3 separate regions of the Homo sapiens genome follow, and all the other regions are linked to region 1. The links are chromatin loops, found by intact Hi-C in ENCODE. Cell type or tissue: B cell. All regions are shown on one strand.

Evidence for each region. Peaks named below come from ENCODE experiments on the same cell type or tissue, not always from the same donor. Only the 100,000 strongest peaks of a DNase experiment are listed, where the experiment ranks them.
Region 2: a loop joins it to region 1, with 11 times the contacts of the local background. A loop is called at or near these places in 8 of 110 quality-filtered maps.
Region 3: it touches region 1 in a loop (9-fold over the local background); 8 of 110 quality-filtered maps call a loop at or near these places.

The regions. Positions count from the first base shown.
Region 1 is chr2:164,733,910-164,741,909 of GRCh38, reverse strand. All of the region lies in intron 3 of COBLL1 (cordon-bleu WH2 repeat protein like 1), which reads left to right. Among named protein-coding and RNA genes, the nearest start is that of SNORA70F, 50 kb to the right of the region's middle. In B cell, CTCF peaks have their summits at 3,908 and 4,112 (motif pointing left); DNase peaks (open chromatin) are centred at 1,749 and 4,079; H3K4me3 peaks cover 348 bases; H3K27ac peaks cover 2,922 bases.
Region 2 is chr2:165,289,086-165,297,085 of GRCh38, reverse strand. It overlaps SCN2A (sodium voltage-gated channel alpha subunit 2), which reads right to left. Exons shown (of 27, transcript NM_001040142.2): 2 at 996-1,313; 3 at 1-69. The coding sequence starts at 1,262. Among named protein-coding and RNA genes, the nearest start is that of SCN2A, 54 kb to the right of the region's middle. RefSeq lists an enhancer at 3,053-3,347. In B cell, CTCF peaks have their summits at 3,011 and 3,212 (motif pointing right); a DNase peak (open chromatin) is centred at 3,195.
Region 3 is chr2:165,010,826-165,018,825 of GRCh38, reverse strand. No RefSeq gene overlaps it. Among named protein-coding and RNA genes, the nearest start is that of SLC38A11, 59 kb to the right of the region's middle. In B cell, CTCF peaks have their summits at 1,611, 1,812, 3,384 and 3,585 (motif pointing left); DNase peaks (open chromatin) are centred at 1,845, 3,585 and 4,625; H3K4me3 peaks cover 344 bases; H3K27ac peaks cover 1,359 bases.

The DNA of each region.
Region 1 (8,000 bases):
TTAGTTCTTCATCCTCCTCAAGTCTAATTTATGACTGTTCTGTAGGATGCTGCAATTTTCTTCATGTCTAAATTTTCTTCATATGTATTTTTTCTTCATACCTGATAGATTCTGCATCAGATATTTCACCTACATTTGTACTTACAAGCACCCTAGATTTTTCCCACCCTCCCTCCAGCATGTTTGCCCCCTCAGGTCCCTAAATCTGAGTAACTTTCCATCAGTCAGCTTTATGTTTCTGGGCCACCAACTGTTGTTGAATTGCTGCAGTTTTTTAAATCTATGAAAATGTATTATAGCCGAATTGATAGGATTAAATATGATTAAATGAAATACTATCAGGGCTTGGCGCCTATTGGCTTTCTCTCTTTTTTTTTTTTTTAATTGGGAACTGCTTTTCTTAACCCTGGGCTCTCTTCATTTACCTTGCACCCTCAGATTAATCTAAAATGCCTCTCTGTTTGTGGTACTACCTTTGATAAAAGACTGCAGGACAGCAATTCAATGTCAAATTAAAGGAGTCCAAACTACCTAGCCTGGAGATTGGGATACCTTATTTTCTCCTCCAAAATTAAGTAGGCTTTTCCTTCACCACCACTCTCCTTCCTTTGTGTATCTTTTTTTTGTTTGTTTTTTGAGACAGTCTTGCTCTGTTGCGCAGGCTGGAGTGCATTGGCGGGATCTTGGCTCACGGCAACCTCCACCTCCCGGGTTCAAGCAATTCTCCTGCCCCAGTGTCCCAAGTAGCTGGGATTACAGATGAACACCACCATGCCCAGCTAATTTTTGTATTTTTAGAAGAGATGGGATTTCACCATATTGGCCAGGCTGGTCTCGAACTCCTGACCTCAGGTGATCCACCCACCTCAGCCTCCCAAAGTGCTGAGATTACAGACATGAGCCACTGTGCCTGGCCCTTCTTTGTGTATCTTAAGCTTCACCACATGCCTCTTGCTCTTCCTTTGTTCTTCTACAAATACTCTATTTCTTTCACCTCAATACGTTTATGAACTTTTCCCCCCCTCGTGTAACTCACTAGCCTCATTTTCTCCAGTTAGTTTATATAGCTCAGGTGACATATTTTATATAAAGGCTCCCTGATCTCCCCAGAATCAGTGATTAACTCTGGCTTCCAAAATCTTCCGACACTTTATATCATATTTATTACATATTGTTCTATGCTGCAATGTATGTGTAGGTCTTACCTTTTGAAGAAACCACAGAGCCATGAGAATATCATTACTTTTCTTTATAGTGCCTAGCACAGTTTCTTGCAATGTGGTAGGCATTTCATGAATTTATCAAAATGAATATTGTCTTCCTAAACCCTTATGTGTAGATGGAGGTAGCAACATAAATGGTATGAAGAAGCACTTGGAATGAGTCCTAGTTGTTTACCCAGAATCTTTTAAGTAAAGATATTTTCTCCAGGCAGAGAGCAAGGTAGGAATGGAATGCCCCAAATTCTGATTCCTTTTTAAATTTTGTTTAGGGCTGAAGAGTTTTTCTGAGAGTAGAATTTATATCAGTGTTTTTGTTTGTTTGTTTGTTTAGATGGGGTTTCAGTCACACAGGCTGGAGTGCAGTGGTAAGAGCTGGACTCACTGCAGCTTCTGCCTCCCAGACTCAAGCAATCTTCCCACCCCAGCCTCCCAAGTAGCTAGGACCACAGGCGTGTGCTACCATGCCCAGCTAATTCTTGTATTTTTTGTAGAGATGGGATTTCCCCATGTTGCCCAGCATGTATATCAGTGTTTTTACTATGGGGTTTCATTTAGGGACTTTGTTCGCAGTAGTTTTATAATTCAGGCATGACTCATTGATGCTATGACTAATTTTCTATTTTAAGTGTTTGTGATTTAAAGTAGTTGTGTGATTCTGAATATCTTAGGAGTGTGATTCTGGGATATCTTAATGCGATCCAAGATGTTTTAGAGTTTGACTTGATATATCTTAAAAGTGTGACTTGGGATATCTTAATAGTGTGATTAGGGATGTCTTGAGTGTCACAGCTGCTGCTGACCCATTGTTTCACAAAACTGTTTAACAACAAAAAGAAATGTTCAAATAGAAAATTATGTACTACTACTGAAAAATGTTAACTACCTAATGGGAAGACTCATAATGACAAAAATAAAATTTCTTCATGGCTTTGTTACTACCATATAAAAGGAATATGAAAAATCTCAACAGAATAATACAAGAATTTGGTGGAGGTAATTTTAAGTGTGTGAGAGTTTCTTAGATAAATAGAGTTCTATATGTAACTCTGAAAAGACTTCAATGCAGTTTTTTGAGACCATGCTTTCTGAATTTGTCTGAATATTTCTTGTATATTTATTTTGATAGTGTAGTACTATTTCTTATGCCTTTATTGTGAAGAATACTATCAATGTTTGACGGAAGTACAGATTTCAGAAACTTATATGCCTCAGTTCACTTTTCAGAAATAAGTTTCCCACTCAAAATGTGTTCTTGGGGAATATTTTTGGAAAGTCCCCCCATAGATCTCATGCACAGGTGGGCTCAGGATGTTCTATTTTGGGGAATGTGAGTGCACAGTGGTATCTTCAGAAGAACGCACTTGTTTGTACATTGATTTTCACCAAAGAGCTTGTTCAGATTAGGAAACACAGTGGGGTTGGCGGTGGTCACAGACTTTATGCTCAGGGAGAAACTTATTATCCTGAATTAGGTTGGTAGCCATCTGCCAGCTCAACTATTTTTGGTACCAGAACTTAGTGATGCCATCTCTTTAATGACCAAAAGTCACCATGTCTCTACTATCTTGCCTTTGTGAGGCTCTGCTTACATTGGGCGGGGGTTGCCATGCTAACCTGAAAACTCTTGGGCATTTCTGCATATCCTAATATCATGGATGGTTGGACTGAAAGAAGGAGGAATTAAAATATTTAATTTATATATAAGATACAGTGTAGTATAGATGTATGTGTGTGTATGTCTATGTGTATGTATGTATATATGTTTGCACACATATATAAATGTGTGCGTCTGTGTATAGACTGTGTATACCAAATCCAAAATCTCAAATGCTTCAAATTCCAAAACTTTTTGAGTGTGAATATGATGCTCAAAGGAAATGTTTATTGGAGCATTTCAAATTTTGGATTTCCAGATTAGAGATGCTCAACTCGTGTAATGCAAATACTTCAAAATCTGAAAAAAAATGTGAAATGTAAAACACTTCATGCCTTAAGAATGTTGGATGAGGGATACTCAACCTGTTTCTGTGTGTCTGTGTATCATGTATATAATCGATAAACATCTTTTTCACCAGTCAAAGCAGTTCCTTGCCTTTCTAGAAATGAACATTAAAGGACTACTGTTACAGAACTCGTGGCTCTTCTTCTCAGAAAATGCTATACTTCACAACAGCATAAGCAGTGGTGTCTGCTAGTACTTGGGAAAAGTTAATTTTTAATGAAAGTGAGCTTATAGACTAAACAGATATAGAAACCACATAGAATAAGGAAATATGTGGGTACATTTGTATATGATCTGTATATGGTCTTCATCTTATAGTCGGGTATCAGCTTCATAGGTAATTATTCCTCATTGAATAAGTATTAGTTCCTTTTTCCTCTTTTCCCTTTCTCCAGGCTAAACTTTTAAAGCAAAATGTTCATTTTGGGAAATCTGAAAAGATTGACACGAATCCTTCTTAGCCTGTTGAGAGAGCATTCAATGGCATGCTATCACACTTTCCTACAAGAGGGAGGAAGAAATAAGCACCATTTATAACAGAGGAAGATATTTCTTTTACGCCCTTACCACAAATAGGAATTTGTTTTGATTGGAGCACATGTGAGATGTCATAATTGAAAACACAAAGAAAGCACAGAACTCCAAGCTAGAAGTCCCAACTAGAAGTTACAGTTTGTTCTAGACTTGCTGTGTGATCTCAAGCAAGTCACCTCACCTCTCTGGGCTTTTCACATAAAATAACCCAGAGACATGTCGCACATGCTTTTCAGCCTGATTTACCTGTCCCATAGCACCAGTTTACAGCAGAGTTGAGCCTAAGCCCGCGGTTTTGCCTGGCATAGGGTTGGTCCGCTGAGGAACTCGGGAGCATTTTACATGGATTACAGCGCCACCTATTGGGAAAAAGTAGACTATGAAAAATGACAAGATAAAGGGATCGGTGTGGGATTTTTGCTGAAAAAACGAGAGTAACAACAGTATGGATCTAGAAAAATTTCTGAAGTTCACGTCATATTTATATTTATTGAGAAGTGTCCAGTGATGACAAATGTGTGATAAATATATGTTTATAGCAGGGTAATTTTTTTTTAACTGTCAAAAATCTATAGGGTGGTACAAACCATGTTTAACTATATAAGATGCTTAAATTTTGGTTTAGATCCTTATTCTGCTGTAATTGCCTAAAACAAAAGTTGGCATTTTAACTGTGCAAGTACCTAGACATAACAGTACTACTTGAGTTTTTAATCGGTACTATTTGAGTTTTTAATCATCCTGTCATCTAGGTTCTGTCATTGCCCTCCCATGTCCCCCATGGCTCTGAGCCCAGGAGAATGTCAGCCTCTGTCACCTGCCTGCTCCCCTGGTTGGGAAAGGGGTGACAAAGTATTCACAAATGTCCTCAGAACATTGTTCCTGGCAGGGCCACCCTCTTCCCTTTGCTTTCCTGGCGTCTACACCTTATAATAATGACCCTTTTTAATTTCAGTTTTTTAACTTAATTTAATTTTTAAATTTTTCTAGAGACAGGGTCTCACTCCATTGCCCAGGCTGGAGTGCAGTGGTGTAATCATAGCTCACTGCAGCCTCAAACTCTGGGCTCAAGTGATTGTCCTGCCTTGGCCTCCCAAAGTGCTGGGATTACAGATGTGAGCCACCGTGCTCAGCACTAATTTTAGTTTTTAAATTTTTGTGATTACAAGTGCAATAGTTAGATGTTTTAGAAAGTTGGAAAATACAGATAAGCCAAAAAATTGTAAATGCAATTTCATTAAGCAGGCAGATTGCAACTTCTAACATTGCAGTGTCTAGCCTTTTATTCTTAGGCATGCACATATATGTACACCCATCTATATGTGCACTTCTTTTTTACAACAATATGGTATTATATTGTACGTGCTATTTGTAACCTGCTTTTTTTCAGTTAATGATTTCCATCTTTCATGTCAATAAAATGTTATCCTTTGTCTATATTCAAATTGCCCCAATTATAGTGAGATATATTTGTAGTATTTTTGTTTTTATAAGGGGCATGTATGTGTGTTTAGTAGGTGTGTTCTTAAATCACAATTTTTATGATGGTAATTATTTATAATTAGCTCTGAGTATAACACCTAAGATAAACAACCAGATAGAGTCCAAAGTGGTGACTTTCTAAAAATTGTGGGGCTTTTTACATTTAGTAATATCTATTTTTAGTATGTTAAGAACTTATCAGCTTAGTAATCTGACCTATTACTATTTATCTTCAAATCTTAATTTCATGTGTTATTTTCTTCAAAATATTTCTTATAGCATAATAAGCATTCTCAATTTTGAGAATGGGTCTATTTGTTTCGTGTACCTGGTACATTTCATTTCTTGCACACACAGAGAGAGCACTGCTTCATTCCTGAACTCATTACTGAACTACATGGGTTAGCATAAGATTGATAAACATCAGCAGCAATAGAGAATGTTTTAAAATTTCTGTACTATTACTGGTATGTGTAATTGGGTTGTTGGTGTGCACTTACAAGGTACAGATATGAAACTAATCCAGGGAATTGTTATTTATTTCTGAAAGAAGTGGGAAATCTCATAGGGATTTCTTCATTTCAAAGAAGAGCTTTTAGAGTCTTAAAAAAAAATCAGCCCTCTAGAAAATTATTATATTATCTTACAAGAGAAAAAATTCTGTAAATAATGTTAATGCAAAGCAGACTCTGCTGAGTAATAAAATAACCCAAAATTCAATGTGGTGTAATAATATAGAGGAGTGATTATAATGTTCATCCAATCCTTTTCCACTTTTAATGATTTGCCTCAGGTTTTAGATGGACTGCTCACGTGTGCTCCTGCCTTAGGAAACAGGAAGACAGGCATCTTTTCTGTGGTGATCCTGTGGTCAAACCCATTAGCCAACTGCCTTCAGGTGCATCAACTAGGGGATGATTATCCAACCAGAATTGTTATCTTTGGCAGAAGTAGTTTGGCATCCAGGTGGATAATTCTGAGCTCTATTCAAGCGATTATTTTATTTCCTGTGGGTGCACTTTGTGACTAGTTAACCCCAGCGGCAGCTCCATTGGAAGCACGACCTGCTTAAAAGTTAATGTCCTACTTTTGTAGTGTTATGACTCCTTTATGGTAAAGCTAGACAGTCAGTAATTCCCAACCTCAAAATCTTGTGGTCAGGGTCAGCTTTCCTGTGTTACAGTGCTGAATGCTGAGGCTTCAATTAAATATTTAAAGCATTCAAACTAGTCTGAGTCTATTTTTGGAAAAGATCTTAACCCTATTTAATGTTTATGTCTCACCTTTGTGTAAAGATGGTATGGCTTAGGCAAAACAAGCTTATTAATTATAAAAAACAACAGAGCTTTCACCATGTTACTTTTTTCTAAAGCATATGAACCTCCTCTCAACAAGTATGCTTTCTCATGTGTCAGTTGTATTAGTCTACTATGCATTTGAGCCCCTTGACTTTCAAGCAGAATTAATCACTGTTTTCTCTAAATTCCCCATTCGACAACAGCGACCTAGCCAGGTGCCTAAAGATTACTAAGATGTGGTCCTGCTAGAGGGGAGCTCACATCTATGTACACACAGAACCCAGTTAACTTCTTGAGGTCACTCTGCTGCTTAAGATCTAAGTAAGGCTGGCCTGAACCCCTGTTCCACTTCCTGTGGAAGGTTCAATGCCCTTTATAATCTCATTGTAAACTCCCAAGAGTTTTACGTTCTTGGGGTCACCTCTGGCTCTGACTTTATGCCTTACCACCTCTGGATTCATATTTTTCAGTTTCTGCTTTTGAAATTTCATCCTTTATTTGACACCTCCCAAGGCTACCAGAACCTTAGTGATGGCTTGTAGAGTTATAGTAAGCACATCACATAGCAAACCATTGAAATTTGCATTTTAGGTCTCCTGTTGGTTACTTTCAGCAACACTGCCACTTTGTCCCTCCAATCCTGCCCTCTTTCCACTGGCTAGCTCCTCTTTCTGTCTCTGTCTCCTTTCTGCATTAGCTTCAATCCTATCAGCTCCCTACAAAATGTATCTAGAATCTGAGTAGTCCAGGACACCACCATCTCCCACCTAAATTTTCGCAATAACCTTGTAGCTGCTCCTCCAGGCTATTTTGAATACAAAAACCAGAATGTAATCCTTTTAAAAAGTAGAGTAGATCACATCACTCCTCAGAACTCTTTGGAGGCTTTCTGTCTCACTCAGTAAAATCTCAAGTCTTCACTTGAAAGGCCTTTAAACACTACAAGATTATCACCCTGATTTCATGCCTATTGTTTTCACTAGCCGACTAGTTTCTGTTTTTCTTTAAACACTTAGAGCACATTCCTGCCTCAGGGTTTTTGTACTTGTCAAAGCTATCTTTCCGCAGATATCCCAGTCCCTTCAAGGTCTCAATTCTGGTGTCATTTTTCAATTAGGACATTCCTAACTTCTTTCCTTATTTTTTTTTTTTTTGTCAGAGCATGTAACACCATCTGATATTTTATATATTTTACTTGTTTCTTTTTTCTCTTCTCTCTAGATCAGTTTCATAAACTTCATAAACTACAGTATGATCAGAATAGGTTGGAGTGCCTGTCAAAGCACAGATTGCTCTTCCTCATTCCCAGAGTTTCTGATTAATGATCTGGGCTGGGGCTTGACAATTTGCATTTCTAACAAGTTCCCAGCAGATACTGATGCTGCTGGTCTATGTATCACACCTTGAGAACCAGCGTGTTAGAATTACTCTATCCAGTATGGCAGCCATTCACCAAATGTG
Region 2 (8,000 bases), 560 kb before region 1:
TAAAATGTAAAGGGCAGGGGTGGCACTGAATCGAGAGATTGCTTTCCCTTTATTCAATACTATAAACGTCTGAAAAAGAAAACACAACACATAAAATAAAACTTAGAATATATATTAAGAATATTTTAAGAGAAAAGTAAAACCATTATTTATAAATATTGCCCTGTAAAATAGTGTATAACATAATAATTACCATCATATGACATGAAGATAGATGCTTTTTTTTTCTGAGCACTATAAACTTTCCTAAATTTGATAAATGACATGAGGATTATTAAGAAAATTTGTGATCAATGCCATAGGAATTCTTAGCAACTTTATCAAGTTTTAATGTAAGTATTTTAAAACCGCATTTATAATTCACATAAAGCACAAAATTGAGGCTTTGATTTTTTTTTTTGGTTAGAAAATTTTCTCATGAGAACTTCAAGGTTTTCCAGGTGTGTTCTTTGCTCAGAATCTTATTTGGCACCTACAAGTCACCTGCTATTATTCCTTCTGTGGAGAGCAATAGAAAGGAGAAAGTATGGTATAAAGGAATAATTAAACCCACTGAAGATCAAAGTGACTTATGGAGAGCTAGAGACTATAAAGAGGAATTTAGATACTACTCCTGCAAATATAAAAAATAAAATTTAAATAGACTCCTAGTTTACAGTTTTTGCTTCTCAACATTATTAGGGAATCAGGGTCAATTTACACTGGTTTAAGCATATAATTTGTATTCAAGAAGGTGAATAGGCTTTTGTCCTTCCTTAATTCCCGCGCTGGAGGATGCCTCACCAGTTCTCTGCCTGTCTCACAAATGCAGGTTCAAATGAGTGCTTCCAAAAGACTTCTAGGATCATTGGTCCATTACACGGTCAGGCCCATCCAGCATCTTAGTGATACTTTAGACAGAGGGAAGGAGGCCAGCCTTCTTCACCATCATCCCTGGGACTAGCCCAGAACCAATTAGTAAATAGGCAGTGAAGGCAACTTGACTAAGAACTCACTTTCTTATTGATATAGTAGGGGTCCAGATCCTCCAGGGGCACTGACACCATCTCTGGAGGAATGTCTCCATAAATAAATGGAAGAGATTTTCCTGCTTCCAAGTCACTGTTTGGCTTTGGGCCATTTTCATCATCCTCATCCTTGCGTTCCTGTTTGGGTCTCTTAGCTTTCTCTTCTGCAATGCGTTGTTCAATAGCAGCAAGGGATTCCCTGGTAAAGAAGCGGAAGCTGTCAGGTCCTGGCGGTACCAGCACTGACTGTGCCATCTTTTCATCCTGCTCCTTTAATCACTGTTTAGCTCCTTGCATAAGAAAGTGCTACAGAAACAGGGAGGGAAAAAAAGCAATGACCATTAGAATAAAAGGTGATTGTGTCAGTTACATGACACTGAGCACTGAGATACAGCATAGAAACTCAGATAGCTATAATATTTTCAAAGAAAGCTGTATTTGGTATTCAGGGAATCTCATATGTGCATCCATTTGCTCACATGGAGATCTATCTCTCACATTCAGTAGGTGTCTATGAGGTAATCTAATCTCCCACTCCCAAAATGTTTTAAGTGATTGTGCTACTTGTGGGAAAATATGCAATTCAGAGCTCAGAAATGGAGGATACTGGTTTGTGCCTGCTGTTTCACTTGTGTGAATATTTTGGCAGCCATCTTTTTCAGCATTCTTTCTGAAAAAATAGCAGAGATCCAAAACAAGAGATGAAACATCATATTAAATTGTAGAACCTGAGCTGAGGATCTTGCACATATCTCTCCAAGTCTTTGCACGTGCCCTTTGGCTCACTTTATCACATTTAAGAGTTTATTCCAAGTCAATTCACTGGGTAAAAATCTCTGGAAATCCTAAAATGCCAGGCTATGGAAACATAGGTAGATCCTGCTTGAAAGAAAGGGAGTGGGAAGGAGCAGAAGATGCCTGGTTGTGTTTGGAACTGCTCGGAAGCTGCACAGGAAGGGACCCAGCTCCTGCCAAACCGGGCAGGAAGTCATCCACATCAGAGGTCTGTAGCTCGGACCCCCTGGCTTAGCAACCTGCTGCTAGCTAGTGTAATTGCTTCTTAAATTAACACATTTGCAGTACCTTAGGAAATACTGTAGAGATAGCCAATTTCCTCAAATTATGCCCATTTCATAAAAACGTAGCATCACAGTCTTAGTGTCCATATCAGAATTTGGACTTGAGAAAAAATAATAAGTTTACGATAGTTTATCTTTTCAAGCAAACTCTTATTATATGAGTCTTTGCAATAACCTAAATAGATTTTTACTGGTATTCAAATCATATTTCACCAGACTAAAGTAGATAACTCAAAAGAGCACATCAGTCATTCCAAATGTTACCTCTGAACCAGTGGCAGGAGTTTCTATGCTATTTGAAACAATACAATCAACATCTTGACTCCTAAATGACACTTAATCTATTTTTTCCATCTTTTCAAAAAATCAATCTATTTCACCCCCATACTATAGGAGTCAGAGTTGTCATTTAAATATATGAAATGCATTTTCTAAGAGTGAAATGTGTTATGCAGTTCACTTCTGCAGCATACACCAGATAAAACAGAGGGAAACCTAAAATAACAAAAACTACTGCACAGTTTTATTTAAAAAAAATGTTGAAGTAAACCAGGACCTTTCAGCTACCAGCTAGCAGACTGCCCTCCCCAGTATTATAGTGCCTCCAAAACATCCCTCATTTTTTTCACCCATTCCTAGAGACCCTCATGCCTAGCGACAGACATAGGCATGAAGATGGTCCTTGCACACTGGGGGAGGAAACTGCCATGCCTGGATTCTCTAATAGAAGAGACATGCTAAAACATGCAGCCAGCAGCTTCAAAATGAAAGTGGTCCCTCTGCAGATTTCCCCAAGGATTCTACTACTGTAAAGGTAGAGAAGCATCACAGAGAATAAGCATAATAAGAATAATAAAACATTACCCCTGTAGAATCTTTTACACCCAGAGTTTGGGATTGATAAGCTGGCACCAAGAAGACTGCAGCTAAAATTCCATCATGCTTTAAAAAAAAAAAAATCTTTTTTTTTTTTTTTTTTTTTTTTTTTTAATTCTCCTTCAAAGACCACACCTAACTTCCTGTAAAAGGATTCTGGTAACTGAAGTAAGAAGAGGCATTTCCTGTACAGGGACTACAAAATGGCATTATTGTAACTACCACTAGAGGGCGGGGAACTGTGAAGAGAAACACCTTCACAGCGTACACACAGACATATGTCTGAAGCAGCCCAAAGCTCTCAGTTGTGGAACTGATCTTCCACAGGCTTTTCTTGGAACGAAACATTAAAACTTTGTTGATTTTAAGTGTTAATTTTGTTAACAGATAATGCTTCTCCTCATGCTTTTTATTTGCTATGTCAGAAAGTCATTCAACCCATATAAAGAATTCAAATTTAAAGTAAAGAGAAAGTACAGTAGTGCACTGCTTAATGGCATTTTTGGTCAATGACAGATCACATATATGACAGTGGTCGCATAAGATTATAATACCATATTTTTTACTGTACCTTGTCTATGTTTAGACGTGTTTAGATACACAAATACCATTGCATTACAATTGCCTGTAGTATTCAGTACAGTAACATCCAGTATAGGTTTGTAGCCTAGGAACAATAGGCTATACCATGTAACCTAGTTGTGTAATAGGCTCTACCATCTAGGTTTTACGTACACTCTATGAGGTACACACAATGACAAAAATCACCTAATGACACATTTCTCAGAATATATCTTGGTCCTTAAGCAAAGCATGACGTAAATAGGGAAGGGTTAAAAATAAAAACTCATATTAAATAGCAATTAACCCTTACTATATGTAAGGGTTAAAAATAAAAATTCATATTAAACAGCAATTACCGTATGTAGGCTTGTAGCCAAGGAACTACAAACATAGAGTAGGATTTGATATTAGCCTCAGCCCCAGATAATCTTAAATCCAATGTAGTTCTTTGCTAATTCAATAAAGAGATGGCCTGTGCCACACAAGTTAACTCTCTCCAGAAAAAATATTAACCCAGTGAGACACCAATCTTATTTATCTCTGATTTAAGTCACTAAAAAGCAACCAGAAAAAAGAACTGATAAACCAGTGAGATTGTGAATGCTAGGCTTTCAATTAATATCATAGTGAAGATTTGAGGACTTACTAAGTGCCAGTCACTTGGCTAAGACATTTGCCCTGTATTATTTCATCCTCCACACAACCCTATTGGATAAGTGCTTTCATTATCCTTATTTGCAAACTGAAGTAAGGACATACACTGAGATTAGGAAAAGTCTCCTAAGATCATACAGGCAGGATTCAAACTCAAAATCTGATAGCAAAAATCTGTGATCATTACTCAATCATAAAAAGAAAACAGGCACCGGTATCAATTATAATTAGAACAGTTCTAATTGTTAAATCAATGTATTTCATACTTTCTGGCTTCATCATTTTCATTGGAAAATGTATTTGTTGGGCAAAAACAGAAAACAAAATACCACATCTTCTCACTTATAAGTGGGAGCTAAACATTGGGTACACATGGACATAAACATGGGAACAAGAGACACCGTGGACTATAAGTGGGTATAGGGTGGGGGAAGCAAGTGTTGAAAAACTACCTATTGGGTACTATGCTTGCTACCTGGGTGGTGGGTTCAATCGTGCCCTCAAACTTTGGCATCATGCAATATACCATCATAACAAACCTGCACAGGTACCCACTGAATCTAAAATAAAGGATTTGGAGAAAAGAAGAAAATGTGTTTGTTGGAAATGAGCAAGGGGAAGATGTAGCCCAAAATAATATTTTAGTCACTTTAGCAGATAACTTTTGATTGTAAGAGAAAAAGATGTCTCAAACTAATTGAAGTAAAAAATAAATAAAGACAGGAGTTTATTGGTTCATGGTTTGTCCAGGGCTAGTCTTAGGCATATGATGATTCAAGAGCTCAGCTGATGTTACCAGCTCATAGTTATGCTGTATCCTTTTGTTCTGACTTTCATAGTGATAAGTTTCCTAAAGATTCTTCTCTTAGCCGTAGCTTCCCTACAGCTAGATGCTGTAGCAGCTCTAGCCTCCCAACCTTCCAGACCTCAATTCAGTGGGAAGAAAGACTCCGAAAAACTCATTGCATCTCACTGACACCTGGTGGGTCACATGCCCATCCTGAAGTAATTACTCTGTCCAGGGTAATGCCGTCTTTGATTGGCCTCTCCTAAGCCACATGCTGTAGCCTTGAAACACGGAAGAGTCCTCATTTGAAACCTATGAGTAGTCAGGGTTATCATTGTGGTACAGAAGCATTTCTGAAAAGTGGAGTTGGAGCTGGGAAGGTTGCTTTTGCTTGTAATCCCAGCATTTTGGGAGATCAGGGCAGGAGGATCCCTTGAGACCAGGCATTTGAGGCTGCAGTGAGCTATGATCACACCACTGCACTCCAGCCTGGGAGATAGAGCAAGACAAAGAAAGAAAGAGAGAGAGAGAGAGAGAGAGAGAAAGGAAGGAAGGAAGGAAGGAAGGAAGGAAGGAAGGAAGGAAGGAAGGAAAGAAAGGAGAGGAAGAAAGAAAGAAAGAAAGAAAAGAAAGAAAGAAAGAAAGAAAGAAAGAAAGAAAGAAAGAAAGAAAGAAAGAAAGAGAAAGAAAGACAGACAGGGAGGAAGGAAGGAAGGAAGGAAGGAAGGAAGGAAGGAAGGAAGGAAGGAAGGAAGGAAGGAAGGAACGAACGACAGACAAGTCCCGGTGGCTCATGCCTGTAATCCCAGCACTCTGGGAGGCCGAAGCAGGCAGATTGCTTGAGGCCAGGAGATCAAGACCAGCCTGGCCAACATGATGAAACCCCATCTCTACTAAAAAATAGAAAAAATTAGCCGGGCATGGTGATGGGCACCTGCAATCCCAGCTACTGGGGAGGCTGAGGCAGGAGAATCGCTTGAACCCAGGAGACGGAGTTTGCAGTAAGCCAAGATCATGCCACTGCACTCCAGCCTGGGCAACAGAGTGAAACTCAGTCTCAAAAAAAAAAAAAAAAAAAAAAAAGAAAGAAAAGAAAAGAAAAAAACACCAGGAAATGACAAAGAGCAGAGTTGTTGAGTTACTATTACTGGAATAAGGGGGAAATTAATGCTGGACAGAAAGAACAAACAAGTGCGTGCTCTAGTCACATTCTCATCATATTTGCAGTGCCTCCACTTTTGGAAAGTAACATTATCAATATCGGGATATATACATATGGTATATCTTCCATGTGTACCAACTTCCATGTATACTGGCCAGGCAAGATACTTACAAGATTCCTTCCCCATAGTAAGTTGTCCTACTGCAATCAAGCGCACAATATTTCATAAATCTCTATGATGAGTGTCAACTTCAATTATCAAATCCATATTCAGGTCTTACTTTACAGATGTGCTCAGCAATATACCAACTTGTTATACAAATGATTCTAATTCAAAATAAATTAAGAATAAACAAATTTATGAAATGATTTACCAAACATATTTTTGGGAGAAGATTAGTCATAATAATAACACATAGTATCTACTTTTTTTAATAAAAATCTACACATAGTACCTACTTTTGTCAAGCACTATTTTAAGAGCTATGAAACCATTTATTCCTTATAGCAACCTAATGAAATAGATACTGTAATCATTTCCCTTTAAAACATGAGGAAGAAGTAAAAAATGGAACAAAGGATACTAGAGGCTGGGGAAGATAGGGAGAGATTTGTTAAAGGATACAAAATTACAGCTAGACAGGAGAAATAAGTTATAGCTTCTATAGCACTGTAGGATGACTATACTTAACAATATTATAGAACTTCAAATAGGTAGGAGGAGGATATTGAATGTTCCCAATACAAAGAAATGCTAAATGTTTGAGATGATGGGTGTGCTAATAACCCTGATCTGATCAGTATATGTTATATGTATTGAAATATCACTATGTACCCCATGAATATGTACAAATACTGTCAACTTAAAAAATAAAGAAACAGGAATAAACAGAGGCATCCTGAAATTCAGTAGTTTAAAATACAAATAAGTTCTCACAACTGGAAAGAGTAGGGTCAGATGTGGAACTCATGCTTGCTGGCTGCAGATTTCATGTTTCTAACAATTATGCAATGCTTAAGACATTTTCTGGAATTATGCACTATCAGAAACATACCAAGATATGTGCAGTTTCCTTAACATTATATTAGTTATAGAGTCACCTCTTTCTCTCCCATTGATTCTAGCCAGTGAGTGTGTCTTGGAATATTTAAAAGGGTGAACACAAAATGTTTTACCAAAACATATAAAACATCGAATGAACAACACTGAGTATTTTTTCACATCAAAGATACTTTTGCATAATGTAGATGTAAGTAAAGAATTATAGTCTGTTTCTCATTTCCCAGGATAAGGTTTTCAGAAATCATACATTGGTTTTTCTTCCATTTGTTCTGACCTTTGTTATCACATCATACTGATATTTTATGAGAGTTCTATATGACATATATTACGTGAAGGTTTTAAATTTCATTCAGTTGTACTACATTTCAGACAGAAGATTTTGTGTTACAACTTTTAAGGCCAGACACTATATTTGGAAGACCCATGAATAATGAGAAAGGCAAACGATATTATTTGAAGTAGTCAGAAAATAAAAAATCTTAAGAATTGGGATTCTAAATTCTGATATTTCTATAATGTTTTCCTTTCGATACTCTTTTCCTTTAGTTTTCTCATTTATACAAGAGGAATATATTTTTTCTAAATTAAAATTTTAAAAAATCATGTTATTACACATGATGACATCAGCAAAAAGTTATATGAAAGATAAGACAATTTAAAAAAATAAGGGTATGTAGTAATAAACATTGTACCACAATTTTTTTCTACAAAGATCCACATTAATAATACATGCTCTAGAAATAAATTTATACTAAGAAAATGGCATATTAAATTTCATAGATGAGGACATAATTTTATATTAGTTTAT
Region 3 (8,000 bases), 280 kb before region 1:
GCAGATCCAAAGTAATTTTTTAAATGGAAATTAATTCAGCAGTCTAGGGAAATACTATTACAAGCAATGCCCTGCTGAATCTCATTAAATCAATTTGGAAAGACATATAGTTGGAAAGGTAAAAATAAATCAATAAGATTAAAAAGGAAGTCTATGCTTTACAGAAAAGAGAGAGAAAGAGAGGAGTTATATTATCTGGTTGTTAAGTGACAGGATTTAAGTAGGACTGATTTGTCTCCCTTATAGGGAAAAGCAGTTTTCAGGACTAGAGCAAAATACTGTTTGCACATGGCCCAGTTTGTACAAACTGCATTTCCCTCGGCAAGACTTCACTCCATCTTTAAAAATGGAGATGAGCTTCCACCAGAGGAGCTATTGCCTAGCAACAAGATGCTAAGAAGGCGAAGGCGAGCTGAGTCCTCTCTATAAAGAGCTCCCTCTCCCTCTCTCTACCACACTGCAATGATTTCCAGTGCAGACTGATGCCCTTGAGGGAGTCACCTTAACGACCAGAAAGCTATAGGAAAAGAATTTTGCTAAGATCACGATAAAGTCTAAGCTTCTTTTGTTTTTCAGCAGACATTCGATGCTCACTCCTCTCTGTGCTTAGCCCTACACAAAGCATTTTCACAAACGTGTTTTTATTTCCTTTAAGCCCCTAGCTGTCACCAGTATTGAGTCATATGACTGACTAGCTGACTAGCTATAGACCTAAGATCTATCTGGTCTTACCTGAGATTGTCAAATGTTTGCTGAGAAGCACTGATGTCCATCATCTTTGCTATTGCCTCAAATGTTAAACTCCTACCCCTACGCTAAAATAGGCAGGGTGGCAAATCCTCTTTTAACCTCTTTTTCACAGTTTGAATAGTTCTCTGCTCCTCCTATTCCCCACTCCCACCATCTTGATAAAGATTCTAAGTATTTATTGTTTGTTTTTTAACGGGCTTCTACTAAGCACATAGTACTAAGTACTAGAGACAAAATTAGGAACAAGACATAGTTCCCATAGGAGCCTACAGAGGACCATAGGAGTAAACAGGAGAAGCACAGAATGGCCAAGAAAATCGAGAAGCAGTGGAGAAGGCTGCCCAGAGATGGCACCTGTACCCTGAGACCTGCAGTACCCACAGAAGTCAGTCTTGCAAAAGGATGGGCGTGGCTGGAAAGTGGCCTGGGATGATGGTAGGGAAAATAACATTCTGGGCAGAGAGAACAAAGGCAGTGCTAAGTGACAGGGAGCCTGAAGCCTAGGGAATATGTTACTTTCTATGCTGTAATTCAATAGTAATAATTTTTTCACAATATCCAAATTGACTCACTACCTTTTTATTGCCACCTAGGATACAGCCAAAGACCGTTCACAAATATGATACAAAAGCTATTGTTATTTCATCAGTGTTTTATTCAAACTGCATTTAATCAAAATGTGCTTCCGTATGTTTCAAAATGGCATCAGGGCTTGGACTACGCTCAAAACAATAATTCTTAAGTATATAGGACAATATAATAACGTGATTACTAAACAAATCTGTTGTCAAATTGTAACGACCGAAGAAAAATTAGAAAACGTATTCTGGGCAAACCAGATACAACTCTTGCAAAAGTCTGTATTCACATGTTCTTACCTATTTTTAGATACAGGTCTGATTCTTTTTTTAAAAGAACAGAGTAGGCAAATCAATAGACTAGGATTGTTTAAGGAGATACAAACAACGTGTGATTTAATTTTTGAAGAGGTGTTCTGAAAACACTACGCCCAAAATTTGAGCTTCGGGCTCTTCTGATTTGCTATTCAGGGGCTTCTACGCTGCCTCTCTGCTGCCCTCACGTGAAATGACAGTGTGTAGCAGCGCAGAAAATACCTTAAAAACAAACTCAGGACGACCTCAACGTAGAACTATGAAAAGGGAGAGATGGCGTGATGAGCACAAGCCTTTCTCACAGATTCCAGGAATCTGGATTTGTTGTGACTCAATCACTGTGCAGATGGGTTTCTACTGAATAATATTTTCAGGACTTGTTTCAAAGACAGGAGAGTTTTTTCAACATCAGAAGAGAGCTCAAAATGTATATTTAGAAAGAGGAAGGATGGAGAAGCAGGATTTAATTGGCTAATTAAGTCTCCAACTTGTACAATTACAGAACAATATTGCTCAGCCAAGAACTAAACCTTGCTACATTTTTTTCACCTTAGAAGTGTTACACCATTCTCTTGCTAGTGGAATGATGCACATCAGGGACTTCATCTAACCTTCCTTGTTTACTGAAGCTAAATATACCTACTTCCTTTAAAAGTAAGCTTAAAAAACCAACTTGTATTTCATACAAAATATAGAAGAAAATTTCCATTTTTGAGCTAACTTTTCCAGACTGCCCTTCAAATATGCCAATCCTTTCTTTTTTAAAAAATTCTTTTCCATGCCTTCGAGATTGTAGTCACTAAGTAGTCTCACAGCTTCATACTCACACTTCTATAGACAATTTGCAAATGGCTTCTCAGCCTCTTATACATTCAACAAACTTTGAATGTCTCCTCACAATTTGAAAATAAAAAGATATTTCCTTCTGTCCTGAAACCTGCTTCCATCCTGATTTTCCTATATTCTCTATAGTCTCATCATTTTTCCAGGCTTACCACTCAAAAGTTATTTTCTAATCTTTTTTTCTCTTTCCTCCATATTCACTTTCCAGCTAGTCAATGCTGGGAACCTTGCCATGAATTTACAATACATTGGAGGTTCCTGGAAAAGTAGAGGCTTAATACAGATTTACAGCATGTGTGACTTGATGGATGAATGCAAAGGAACAGAGAGATATTTCATAAGTAATCATAACTTTGAACAAAGGCTAAGAGGGTAAGTGTGCTATAACAGCGAAATGGAATCTAATTCAGGGCAAGAGTACAAAAAGGATAGGCTTCCATGATGAAGTGATTTTAGACCAATGTCTATAAGACAAGAAATTGGTAACTAATAAAAAGGAAGAGGAAAGCATTCCAGGCAGAGGGAATGGTCTGTTCTAAAATGCTGAGGTAAGAAGGAACTTGACATTATCATAAAACTGCCATATGGGCAGGGAGCATAAAGAATTGGCCAGAGTGGAGTGCTAGACAAAGTTTTTCTTTCCCTTGTTAAAATATTTATAATTTGTTCTGTTTCATTCTTAATTGAATTTGAATGTCTTGTAACAGGAAATACATATACCACAGGCCTCATCATATTCTATAGTTTTATGAGCAGGTGGATCATTCGTTCATGCAAACTGCCTGTTTCCATAAGTATTCAAGGTTAAAATTATGTCTTAGGGTCCAAGTGATGAGATTTTATCCTAACAGCAAAGAAAGCCATGGAAGAGTTTTAACAGGGAAGTGACACATTCTGATTTGAGTTTATAAAATACAGTAAAATTCTTTCCGAACACAGTAGGTGTAGTCCAGAATTTTTCACTACCATTAAATGTAGTGTTTGGTTATGGTGAGGTTAACTAAGTGACCTGGATGAGCCTACAAGAACAACAGGTTGTGAGTTATGGGAGTCCAGAAGAGCTGTCCAAATTCCTGCCAGTCAGGGTCTGCGTGCTGGCTTCAGCCTGGCGCCACCTAGTGGCAACTGTTCATTCCAGGTTAAATATTGGTAGATTGGTAGGGATGATTCTGGGCTCTGTGGCTGGGATTTCCAAGATCATAGTAGCAATACTGGGGATCTCTTGTTTTGTTGGTACTATGTAGGGAAATTGGACTGGAAGAACACTGGTGGAATAGAACTTCCTCATCCATTTCCCAAGACAGAAATTTCTGAAGTTTCCTCAATGGGGCTTGCCTTCCCCTCTTTGCCCCCCTACCCTCAATCTCCCAGCAAAGCATAAGAACTTTAGTTCACTCCTATCTGGAAATGGGAAAAGGATGGGAAATAGCAACTAGTCACAAATCAAATTATATCCAAGTTATCTTAATTACTGGTGGTGTTATGGTCTTTTAAGGTAACAGTGCAGCTGTCATGAAGAACATGGATTGTAGGTGGAAGAGAGGCTGTTTAGTTAGCAAAGCATTAGGAAGCAATCGCAATAGCTCAAATGAGAAATGGAAGTCTTTTTAGACTAAGGTGGTAGCAGCAGAAATGAGTTTAAGATCCAGTTTTAAGATATTTAGGAAGCAAACCCAGCTTCATTCTGTGATTGATTGGAAATTGGGGAATAGAGAAGGAAAGTGTTGAGGAAGATCCGTGATTGCCCAGGTTTCTAACATGAAAAAATAGGCAGGTGGTGGTTTTGTTGGTTGAAATAGTTGAGAGGAAGAAACTTTGAGGAAAAAAATCATGAGCTCAGTTGTTTTGAGCATGTTGCATGTGAAGTCCTATAAGATGTTGTATATTCATTGGTTAAACAAATGGATGTGCATATCTAGAGCTGAAACACAGTGATGTGGCTGGAGATGCAAATTTGTTACCTATGGCTAAAGAGATGGTAGCTAAAGTGGTTATATAAAGATGGATTTGGGGGAAAATAGGGTTGATTAAGAAAAAAAGCATGACTAGGACTCAAGAATGAGGAAAATGAAGAGAACATAGTATTATAGAAGTCAGAAGAAGAAAGTTTCTAAACAGAATGGGTAGCAAACTGTACTGAAAGCCATTCAAAGGTCAGGCAAGTCAGGATAGAACCATCTGACTTATTGATCTGGACAGCATTGGTGACCTTAGCAGGCATAGTTGTGTGGAGGAAGTGAAAGTAAAAACCAGAACAGAGTAATTTTCTGATTTATTTAAAAAACCATCATTCTCAGCAAACTAACACAAGAAGAGAAAACCAAACACTGCATGTTCTCACTCATAAGTGGGAGTTGAACAGTGAGAACACATGGACACAGGAAGGGGAACATCACACACTGGGGCCTGTCAGGGGGTGGGGGGGTTAGGGGAGGGATAGCATTAGGAGAAGTAATACCTAATGCAGATGACAGGTTGATGGATGCAGCAAACCACCATGGCACATGTATACCTATGTAACAAGCCTGCACATTCTGCACATGTATCCCAGAACCTAAAGTATAATTAAAAAAAGGTAAAAAAAATCATGAAATGCAAAATGTTTGATTGTATATAACTGAAGAGCTGTAAGCAGCAAGCCTAGATACTTCTTTCAAAAAGCTTAACTTTTGTTTTTAAAATGGCAGAGATTTCAGAATATTTAAAGGGTCCACAATGAGGGAGAAAGTCAGCATAGAGGTTAGAGAAAAGATTCAAAGTGTAATAATATTCTTGAGCAAGTGAGAAAGGATGACATTCAGAACATAGGAGAGATAAGTCTTTGATTGGAGTAGGAAGAGTCTACTATTGCAGTCAGAGGAAAAAAGGGGTACAGATGACCAGAGTCTCAGAGATGCTGTGCTTGGCAGTCCAGAGCATTCCTGTGTGATGGCGTCTATTGATTCTTTACAATGTCTTCATTCCCACTGCCCTGAATATTTTGGGTTTAGACTATTTTCTTCACCTCTTATCTGCTCACCTTCCATCTGGACTCTCTTCCAAATCAAATCAAATCCACAACATTCAGCACAGTTTGATAAATAAAACATCATCAAGAATTAATTTAATAATGTCATATCTCCACTTAAACATCTTCAGTGACTACAGAGAAGGATACTGAAGAAGAAGCACTGAATAATGAGTTAGAAACAGGCCAAAATGGAATATGTGGACTTAGCTGAGGTTTGGAGTCATCTAAATTCCTTCATCTTCTGTTCCTGTTTAGGCAAACTTTTTTTTCTTTATACATCCTTACTTCCCTGAGCTGATGACACGTATGTCATGACATATCATCAATCTTCAAGATTCACTTATTTTCTTATTTCTTTTATAAGTTACACTGATGACTCCTCATACATAGAGAAGTCCTGAACCACCCATTTGGTTCATTTCATGTATTAATTTATATTGGAATTGAATTTCCCATGGCTTTGCCCAAAGCCTTCAAAGACAGTCACCACATTTCTATTGTTTGTTATATATAAGAGAACCTAGAAGAATACCTTTTTTTATTTTTATTTTTTATTTTATTTATTTTTTTTGAGACAGAGTCTCGCTCTCTTGCCGAGGCTGGAGTGCAGTGGCATGAGCTCGGCTCACTGCAAGCTCCGCCTCCCGGGTTCACACCATTCTCCTGCCTCAGCCTCCCGAGTAGCTGGGACTACAGGCGCCCGCCATCACGCCCGGCTAATTTTTTGTATTTTTAGTAGAGACAGGGTTTCACCATGTTAGCCAAGATGGTCTCGATCTCCTGACCTCGTGATCCGCCTGCCTCGGTCTCCCAAAGTGCTGGGATTACAGGCATAAGCCACCACGCCCAGCCAGAAGAGCACCTTTTGTATTACACATGCATAAGAATACATGTAATATTTTGCAATAGTCACAAAGATAGGAAAACAGAAAACAAAACAAGAAGTCTACAAGAAATTACTTCTGCAACATCATTGTTTTAAACCTCACAGCCATATTTCTATAGGAATGTTCAATGCATATTGCCTAATTCACTCCATGCATCTTTTGAGTATGTTTCCTCTTTGAGAGTCAGAAGAATTAAATTGAGTTTAGTCGTAGTTTGGTTCTAATAAATTGTTTGACCTTAGGCAAGTCACTTCCCCTCTGGGCCCCAGGGTTTTCACTTGCACTAGAAGGGGAATTGTCTATGAAACTCTCATTTTTCCTCTAGTTTCTGATTCCATATTTTTTTAATGATTCTGATTGAATAGGCATTTTATATTGTAGAGATGGTTTCCATAGGGTAATGGTCCTAGAATTTAGCATTTTTTTCTTTGCATTGACTATAAAAGTAAAAAAAAAAAAAAAGTGCTGAGTGATGCTTTCATTTTGGCCCTGAGCCATTTTGTCCTTATTGAGGAAATCCTATTTCCACCTTTAGACTATTGGACATGACATGGTGAAACCACAATACTCTCAACTCCTTGCTAAGGAGTGATGTTTGATGGTGATTATACAGATAGTCCCACAGTATTACCTAACAGGAAAGAAATCTGCTTTTAGATTAGGCTCTAAGGAAAAAGCAATTCTTCCCACACAATCATAATAATGATAATGATAATATCCCTATCATTGGATAGCAAATAATGACTAAAAATGAAATAAATTATTTCATTCCTCCAACTTGTAACAATTTATATTTGTATAAGATAATCAACTAATATTTTATAGAATTTTTTGAAAATAGCACCACTTTCAATAAAATAAATTGATAAGACTCAGTTTAATCATTGAATGAATGAATGAAATCATGCAGAATTAGAAAGAGCTAAGCCCTATTCATCAATAAATATTGAAACAAAGACCAGGATTAGTAATTCTGTGGTCAGAAATTAAAGCCCTCAACCAAGGCAGCAACGTCCCAGCTGAGAGTGAGTAACACACAGAGCAGCTCAGAAGCACCTGAAGGAAGAAAGTCAGTCTCAGAGTGACAAACATAACAATGGCCCCCTCAAAGATGTCCACAGCCTAATTCCTGGAAACTGAGACTGTGTTACCTTACATGACAAAAGAGACGTAACCTTTTACTGCTTCAGATTTTTACTCTCTAAAACAGGACTAATGATTATTTCCTTATGCCCTATATTATTCAGAAGACAGAATAAATACACAGACGTCACTCATTTCCCTCTCTCTGATTACATGCCAGCGCCCCCCATCAGCTAAACCTAACTGTAAGCCAACATGCAAGGTTCCCTGTTGATGTAGTCCATACAACCCATTTCCTGTGGCAGAAAAAAAGGGTGGAGAAGGATGGAGGATGAAGAATGGATCCTGGGGGCTGAGGGCTAGTGGGTAAAAGAATTTATCTGGTACACGCCTTCAAGTAGGAAGTTCTTAAAGCAAAATGTATTAAAATGTGGTCTTTATACTTGCTCTTCCACCTGCCTAGCTCACTCTTTCACCTCCTTCAGGTCCTTTGGGTCACCTCTTTGGTAAACCTTCTCTCATCACCCTATTTGA